Linked DNA regions of Homo sapiens: region 2 is linked to region 1. A link is a contact called in ENCODE Hi-C data. All regions are on one chromosome and are shown on one strand. Each heading gives the region's core, a stretch centred on a gene start or an enhancer-like site at or near the end of the contact. The rest is flanking DNA. Distances are from core to core; before and after follow the strand shown. Region 1 has its middle 73 kb from the start of LINC01436. Region 2 overlaps LOC100506403 (a long non-coding RNA gene).

Region 1 (3,958 bases), core at 841-3,340:
GAGGTAGCCTGTTGGTAAGAAGGAAGTTTGCTATGCCAGAATTTGTTTTACAAAGATATATAGAAGGAATTTGAAAAATAAATGTTGATTATTTTAAAACCCTTGAATCTATGTTGAGCGCCTGTCCCCCCTGGACTAACTGGGCAAATTCAGACATCATATGAAAACCTGGCCTTATTTCTCTACATATGTTGGCTAAAGCAGTGAAAAGAACATGGGCCTCTCTCCACCATCACTGAAAGGAATTTCAGTTCCTTAGGTCTTTCATTTCCTCTCTCAAAATGTAGGAATGAGAACTTTCAGAAGCTCACAAAAGTTACCCTTCTATATTCAGGCCTTTTATCTAAACTGAGATGGTCATTATGTACTGCTTGACTTTTAAAAGCTCCTAAATGTGGCCAGGCACAGTGGCTCAAGCCTGTAATCCCAACACTTTGGGAGGCTGAGGTGGGTGGATCACCTGAGGTCGGGAGTTCGAGACCAGCCTGACCAACAATGGAGAAACCCTGTCTCTACTAAAAATACAAAATTAGCCAGGCGTGGTGGGCCATGCCTGTAATCCCAGCTACTCGGGAAGGCTGAGGCAGGAGAATCGCTTGAACTCGGGAGGCAGAGGTTGCAGTGAGCCAAGATCACGCCATTGCACTCCAGCCTGGGCAACAAGAGTGAAACTCCATCTCAAAAAAAAAAAGCTCCTAAATGTGCCTACTGAATCTTATGACAATGCCTGATCATTGAAAATCCTTTCTGGATCAGTTAGGTTATTAGTTTGGCTATCATTAAAAAAGGTCAAAGTAACAGTAACTTAAATTGATAATAGTTTATTTATTTTAAATATGGTCTAATCATAAATATTCAAAGTGTTATAACACTCCATAGTATCAGAGTTCCCGCTCTTCCTGTCCTGCTGTTCTGCCATCCAAAACACATAGCACGTGCATACCTGTGCATACCTAAGCCTGTGCATAGAGGCCCCACAGCAACTCTGCACATAGCCCTCAAGGTCACATCCCACGGGCCATGTGGCAGTTCTTGCTGCAAGGGAAGCTGGGAAACATAACCTTTGTTCTGGGCTGCATTGGACTCAACTTTACTAAAGGAAAGGGATGGCTGAGACCAGCCATGTCTGCCACAGCCTTCTTTTCATTAAGGTGCAGCGTTTCCCTAAGTATTGGCACAGAGAAGGCACAAAATAGATATGTGTTCAATGAACAAATAAACAAATGAATAAATAAAATTCTTCAGGGAATGCTTATCTGAAAACAGACATGAAAACAGTTTGCTAGGATATTCACGGTTGGTTGTTTTCATCAATTTCTCAGAGGAGAAATTTAGTTTTTATTAGATCATTAAATCAATTTAAACAGACATATATTTGTATATCAGCATCAGGAAGAGCAATGTAAATGTCCTACGGGTGACATCATCATATTCTTCCCCAGCATTTCTCAAACCTATCTAGCCATGGAACCCTTTGTCAGAGAACATTTACTAATGATTTACAAGACATTCATGAAAAATACTCTCCTGCCTAAAATCTTAGCAGAAAAATAGAATTCAGCCATTTATCCACTTAGGATAGGACCATAAAGAAGTCAATATACATGTAAATAAACTACATTTTTTTAAAGCAACAAGAGAGAAGTCTTTTCAGCACATACTATTAACAGTCCCATAGTATCTTCCAATGGCTGTGAATAACTAGTAGGTTGACCTGCCACCTTACATAATGTCTTCATCTCCCCAGTAATTTCCCAATAATCCTGGAGTACTGGAAATGGAAGACACCTTAAAATGGTATCAAAGCCATTCGTCGGCCTTCAGATCCTAATGTCACTAAACTAACTGAGAGAAACCAACATCAGAGCAAAACCTCATGACATGAGCTCATTCCTACACAGGGTCTGGAAAACATCACTTCCACTTTAAGTACACACTAAAAAAGGATGATGATTCAGACAGACAATCTTAGCTGCACTGCGCGGGTGGACAAGGGGATTGTAACCAGCCATCCAGGAAATCTGGCATCTGTCCAGAAAACAAGTCTAAATTTTGAAAGGTCTCTGCCTAACACATTCAGTTTATGTCCACAGGTCTCTGAGGAAGTGCACTTATAAAGAGGAGATGACTACGTTAGAAATTATGACTGAGGCAGCTTTTGCGCTGTAACTCTTGCTTAAAAGGGAAGTACGCCAGTTCCCCTTTGAAACAGTTTCTAAGCAGCAGGTGGCTACCACCAGGAAGCCAGGCACACGATGCAGCAGTATTGATATCTGGCTGTGTTGTACAGATCTTCCCTTTATCCATTCGAAGGATGTGAAAGCGAGGGCAGAGGGTAGAATTTTTAGCTGGTAATGGTCTCTTTTAATCAAAGAACTCAATAAATTACAAAGAGACTGAGTCACTTGTCCTGTCTCAAAGAAATGTCATAAGAATAGCTCAGGGCAGTAAAGGAAGTTTAATTAACGCAGCCGGGTGTGGTAGTTCACACCTGTAATCCCAGCGCTTTGAGAGGCCAAGGCAGGCGGATCACCTAAGGTCAGGAGTTCGAGACCAGCCTGGCCAACATGGCAAAACCCCATCTCTACTTAAAAAAAAAAAAAATTAGCTGGACATGGTGGCACATGCCTGTAATCCCAGCTACTGGGGAGGCTGAAGCAGGAGAATCGCTTGAACCTGGGAGGTGGAGATTGCAGTGAGCCAAGATCATGCCACTGCACTCCAGCCTGGGTGACAGGGTGAGACTCCACCTCAAAAAAAAAAAAAAAAAAGAGCTCAGAATTGGAGAACATTTATAAGTAGCTTGGTTTAGGGGAGGACAAATGAGGAGAAAGCCGATCTAAAATAGGTTGGGACAATCTATTAGCCAACTATCTACACTCTCCCACCATAGTTTTCATTATTGCATTAATGAAAGCTGAGTCTCCAGAAATTAAAAAAGACTGTTTCTCAACCTATCTAAGCTGCAATCCGTTTTAATGAAGCTAAGTATAGAGACAGAGGGAACCTAGATAATAATAGAAATAACTGTGCTAATGTTTAAAAGAAGAAAAGAATGAGGTTAAGGTTAATTGCAGTAAATAATAATGAAAAATGTGTGTTATTCAATATAGTCACTAAAAGGATGAAAATATTTTCAAATATGACTCATTCCAGTTGAAACAGGAAGGGAAGTAAAAGCATCAACATCTGACAAGACATTAAACTCCCTAAGTCAGAGCAGCGCTGCCCCTGTGGGGAAGAAACTATCCTCCTCCCAATGGCACAGAACCAACTCACTCAAGCCAGGCGCCTCTGGAGAAAGTCACTGAATCACATATGTGTGTGCACACACACACACGACAATAGCCAGCCAGAGAGTGAGAAAGAAAGAGGGTATACTGACCCCTAAAGGACCAAGGCAGACTGTAGACATCTTTCAAGAAGGAAAGGAATGAAGAAAAAAAAAGGCAATAGATAATTTAGCTCAAAATCATGTTGGGAGAGGGTTGACCAGTTCTTGGACCCAGGGATCTTGAGAGAAAGAGTAGATGAGCCCAAATGTCCTCAGTAGGCACTTGAGGTAAGGAGCCAAGAGCTGACTTAGAAGGAGAAGGAAGGAGGACCCACAGGAATAATAAAGCAAGAAGGAGAGCACTTAAATACACCACATGTCTTCAAATTCGCAGGCCCTAGGGATTTGTAACTTGTTACAAAGTTATTTCTGAAGGCTAGAAAAATGTACAGAAAACATATGCTGCTTCAAAAGTGGGAGTGGAGAGAGTGGGAGAAAGGGATGACCTGCTTCTGTGAATAAATGTTCCTATTGTAATTCCTTAACTGGCAAAGTACTTTTGTGTAAATGATACTTTGTAAACCCATAGGCAGAAACCTAGCTGAGAAATAATCAGCACAAATAGGCAGAGTACAAATGCGTATTTATGCAACTTTCTCGGTTTTTTATTTCTTAAAAAAAAGC
Region 2 (3,958 bases), core at 1,084-3,583, 400 kb before region 1:
AGTAATGCCCGGGAACACCCAATGAGTAGCTGAGCCAGAAAGCTGCAGATTTGTATGGATATCACCAAACATCAAGCAAAAGGCTTTTCCTCTCTGAAGACCAAAATGACCAATCATAGTGATCAGCCTTGAAAACAAATTAGAAAAGGCTGTGCTTGGGAAGCTGGGAGGTACGATGATATTTTAGTGCCTTAAATGTGAGTCAGGGTAGAGACAAGATTCTCTGAGTTGAGTCTATGTTATTCCTCTGAGGCTTGTTGACCAAGGGAAAGTTAGAAAGTTATATATGTGTGTGTGTGTGTGTGTGTGTGTGTGTGTGTGTTTTAAAGTTTTGCTACAACTGGACTACAGTCCAGAGGGGAGATATATATATATAATATATAATATATTATATATATCACACTATATACAGGACAGATGATATATAGAAGATATATTATATACACACACACACACACACACACACACTGGGGGTGTGTGTGTGTATGTGTGTGTATATGTTTTAAAGTTTTGCTACAACTGGACTACAGTCCAGAGGGGAGATATATAGATATAGATATATATATACACACACACACACACACACACACAAAACATATATCTATACACATACATATAACATATATATATATTATGTATATAAAGTGGTGCAATGGACTATATGTTTATGTCTTCCCAAAATTCATACATTGCCACGGAGAGGGGCTTCTGGGAAACCAGTCCTACTAAACCCTAAGGTAATAGTATTAGGAGGTGGGACCTCTGGGAGGTGATTAGGTCATGAGGGAGGAGACTTCAAGAATGGTATTGCTGCTTTTATAAAAGGGATCCCAGAGAGATTGTTTGCCCCTTCTACCCTGTGGGGGCACAGGGAGAAAACAGCCATCTCTTAGGACTGGGCCCTCAGCAGACACTAAATCTGCCAGTGCCTTGATCTTGGACTTCCCATCCTCCAAAACTGAGAGAAATAAATTTCTTTTGTGTGAAAGCCGCCCAGTCTATGGTATTTTCATTAGAGCAACCCAAACAGGACTGAGAGAAGTAGTATTGCTGGAACAGGGGAAACAATAATGGTAAAATATACAGGGTGGAGGGGCCCTGGTCTTTAGAGACATCATCTTCTTTCTTATCCTTGGGCAGAAGCAGCAGGAAACTAACAAGAACTTCCAGCAGCAGGTGCATGGTGAGCTCATCACTATTGCAGTCACATCAGGCTGCCATTCAGGATACCAAAGATGGGGCAGCTTACACACCAGGCATGACTTTCTCAGTTTTGGAGGCTGTAAGTCAAAAATCAAGGTGGCAGCCAATTCTGTTCCTGGTGAGAGTCCTCTTGCTGGTTTGCAGATGACTGGCTACTCTCTGAATCCTTACATAAGGAAGAGAGCAATCATCTCTCTCCTGTGTCTTCTCCTAAGAGTGCTAATCCCATTCATGAGGGCTCCACCCGCATGACCTATCACCCCCAAAACCCCATCTCCAAATACCATCACTTTAGGGATTAGGACTTCAACAGAGAAATTCAGGGAGGGGACCACAAACACTCAGTGCACATCAGTAACTCACAACTTCTCTCGTAGTTCCCTGTGGATGTGTGGAAGAATGGGTATCTGTCAAAAGTTAGACACACCAGGGGAAAGGAAAGCCTGGTGATTCTATAGAACCTTCCTTGTACTCCCGTCTCCAATTCAGGATCCAATGGCAGGAGAATGGGCAACAAAATGCCCTGAGAAGCTCATGAGGTCAGCACAGAAGATGCCATGAGTCTCCTGTGATGTTGGGAAAGGAATCTCTCTCAGTGGACACTGTGGGGAGGGAAGGAGGGTCTGGGAAACAATGCCTCTCTTGCCTTTTTAAATCTAAGAATTGCACATTCAGAGGGGAGTGGGAGTACAGTCATGTCATCATCTCCACATTTCATTTGATAAAGGATAGACGGTTTTGAGTCATAGACCTTTAAATATGCATGGGGTGGGGGTGGCATTAGATGAACCCTAGTCTCAAGTTGCTGGGTGAGATGAAGTCAAACAGTATCAAACCCTTTCATTCTCCTAAAAATGAGCCAAGACCATGAGCTGTAGGTAGGCATTTGCTCCAAAATGATATATTGCAGTTTTGCAACTTTCCTTTCTGTGGCTGCTGCTGTCCAAAATGCCACTTCCCTCTTAAGTTCTTCTATGCACAGTTAGAAAGATAAAATGCTAAGCAGTTGAAAAGGGTTGAAAAAGAAAGATGTAGGTTTAGGTCCGGAGCCTGGCGCACCCGCCCTAATTTGAGTCAGGGACCCTAGGCGCCTGCAGCTCCGGTTCGGGTTGAGTGCCTCCTGTCAGGATGTGAAGCTGCTGTCCCCCCCGGGGGCCTCCAGCACTGCTGAGGACTCAGCAGTCAGCCTCTCCTCCCACTTGGGCTCATTTACAGAGAGCATCTCCAGGAATCAGTCATGGGGAAAGGGGAAACGCGGAGTGACAACACAACACGTAGAAAGTTCTCTGCCGCCTTGGTCAGGCTTGTCAGCCTCACAGCCCATCCTGCTCCTGCGGGAGGAAAAGTGAGCAGAACTCAGCCCGGAGATGAGCCGCAGGCCGGCAGCCCCTGCCTCTGCCCTGCTTGTTGTGACTGCAATGCAAGGCTCTCTGTAGGTGCGGGGGATTCGGGTTAAATGGGTCTCCAGTGGTCCAGCGCTCCCAGCAAAGGCCGACCACAAGAATTAGCGGGCTAGTTATTTACCATAACCATATACAAAACCACAAGCATCAGCGTTCCCTCAAATACATCCGAGACGCTGTATATCTCTTTATTAAAGCCTGTCAGGGTTTGTTATTGCACAGCTTGGCCTTGAACCCCAACTAAACCAGGCTGCTTGAGCAAAGAACCAAGCAATGCAAGCATTCAGGCAGGACCATTATAACCCTGAGGCCAAAGGCAGAAGCAGGGAGAGGAGACGTCTTCCTCTCCTGCCTCTCTCCTTTCACTTTCACTTCGAATTGATTTTTAACTACATTCGAGCTCACGATGATAGATGGCTGTAAAATATTTTAATCATTCATAAATAAAGTATTTATCTTGTGTGAGTTATCCGGTCTCCTTCACTTTAATGAACACAGTATACATCACGCTAATCCATTACTATCAATCATAGGTTTCAAGGTAGGCAATGTAAAAACTTAGAATTGTTGTCATCCCTTCTAGGCCTTTGGACTAAGATCAGGTTTGGTTGCTATTCTTATCTGTTTGCTTAGTTTTACTTTGCCTCGTTCTCAGACCTATTTTTTTCAAAGCCATGATGTATGCATTCTAGCACATTGATGTCATTTTGAGTTCAAATGCCCCACTGGTTAAGAAAACAGCACAATGTGGAATTTTCAGCTTTCAAAAAGGTCTTTGCTACAAGACAACTCAGATAAAGAATTTAGCAATAGCCAAGATAGAGTGGTGGTGATTAAGTGATGTAATCAAAGGATTGCAATTCCCATTCTAAATAACTCTCTAACTTCAAATTTGACTATGGGGTGACCAACCTATCGGGGTGTATGTTGAACTTTCCTGGTTTGAGCACTGAAATTTGCATGTCCTGAGAACTCCGAGTCCCAGGCAAGCCAGCCTGGCTAGTCACCTAACTATGATAAATTCAGTCTTCGGCATAAGTACATACTGTTAAAACTTCATGTGTTAAGACACAAGAAGGCAACCATCAATCTATGGTGTGAACTAGATGGAGAAGCTCCCCACTGGTGGAACACAGGACAGTCTGTACAAAGGGCAAACTCTTGCTAGTTGACTTCTCCTGCCTGTCACCACCACCTCTAGATTTTGAGTAGTTGGAAGTGGTCTCTGCAGGTACTTCTGAAGCTACAGGAATCTCTGGGCCACGGGTGTCTTCTTCAGGGCTTTTTCCTCCCCTGGTAGCATTCATAGGCTTTTTCAAACACAGGGTCTTCCCTTTAAAGGACTAGCAAGA

Evidence for each region. A loop is a pair of places that touch in the nucleus more often than their neighbours do. Pooled maps may share reads with other maps.
Region 2: a map with no recorded cell type shows a loop between it and region 1 (12-fold over the local background). The contact joins two enhancer-like sites. A Hi-C loop is called at or near these places in 1 of 168 maps with a recorded cell type or tissue (PC-9), 1 of 37 single-sample maps with no recorded cell type and 10 of 50 pooled maps.

The regions. Positions count from the first base shown.
Region 1 is chr21:35,930,386-35,934,343 of GRCh38, forward strand. No RefSeq gene overlaps it. Among named protein-coding and RNA genes, the nearest start is that of LINC01436, 73 kb to the right of the region's middle. Within about 2 kb of position 2,091, at least 24 of the 41 ENCODE cell types and tissues checked have a DNase peak (open chromatin) inside an H3K27ac peak, as active enhancers do.
Region 2 is chr21:35,526,383-35,530,340 of GRCh38, forward strand. The region is part of intron 1 of LOC100506403 (a long non-coding RNA gene); the gene reads right to left. Among named protein-coding and RNA genes, the nearest start is that of MIR802, 190 kb to the right of the region's middle. RefSeq lists enhancers at 1,950-2,069, 2,130-2,179, 2,200-2,379. Within about 2 kb of position 2,334, at least 14 of the 41 ENCODE cell types and tissues checked have a DNase peak (open chromatin) inside an H3K27ac peak, as active enhancers do.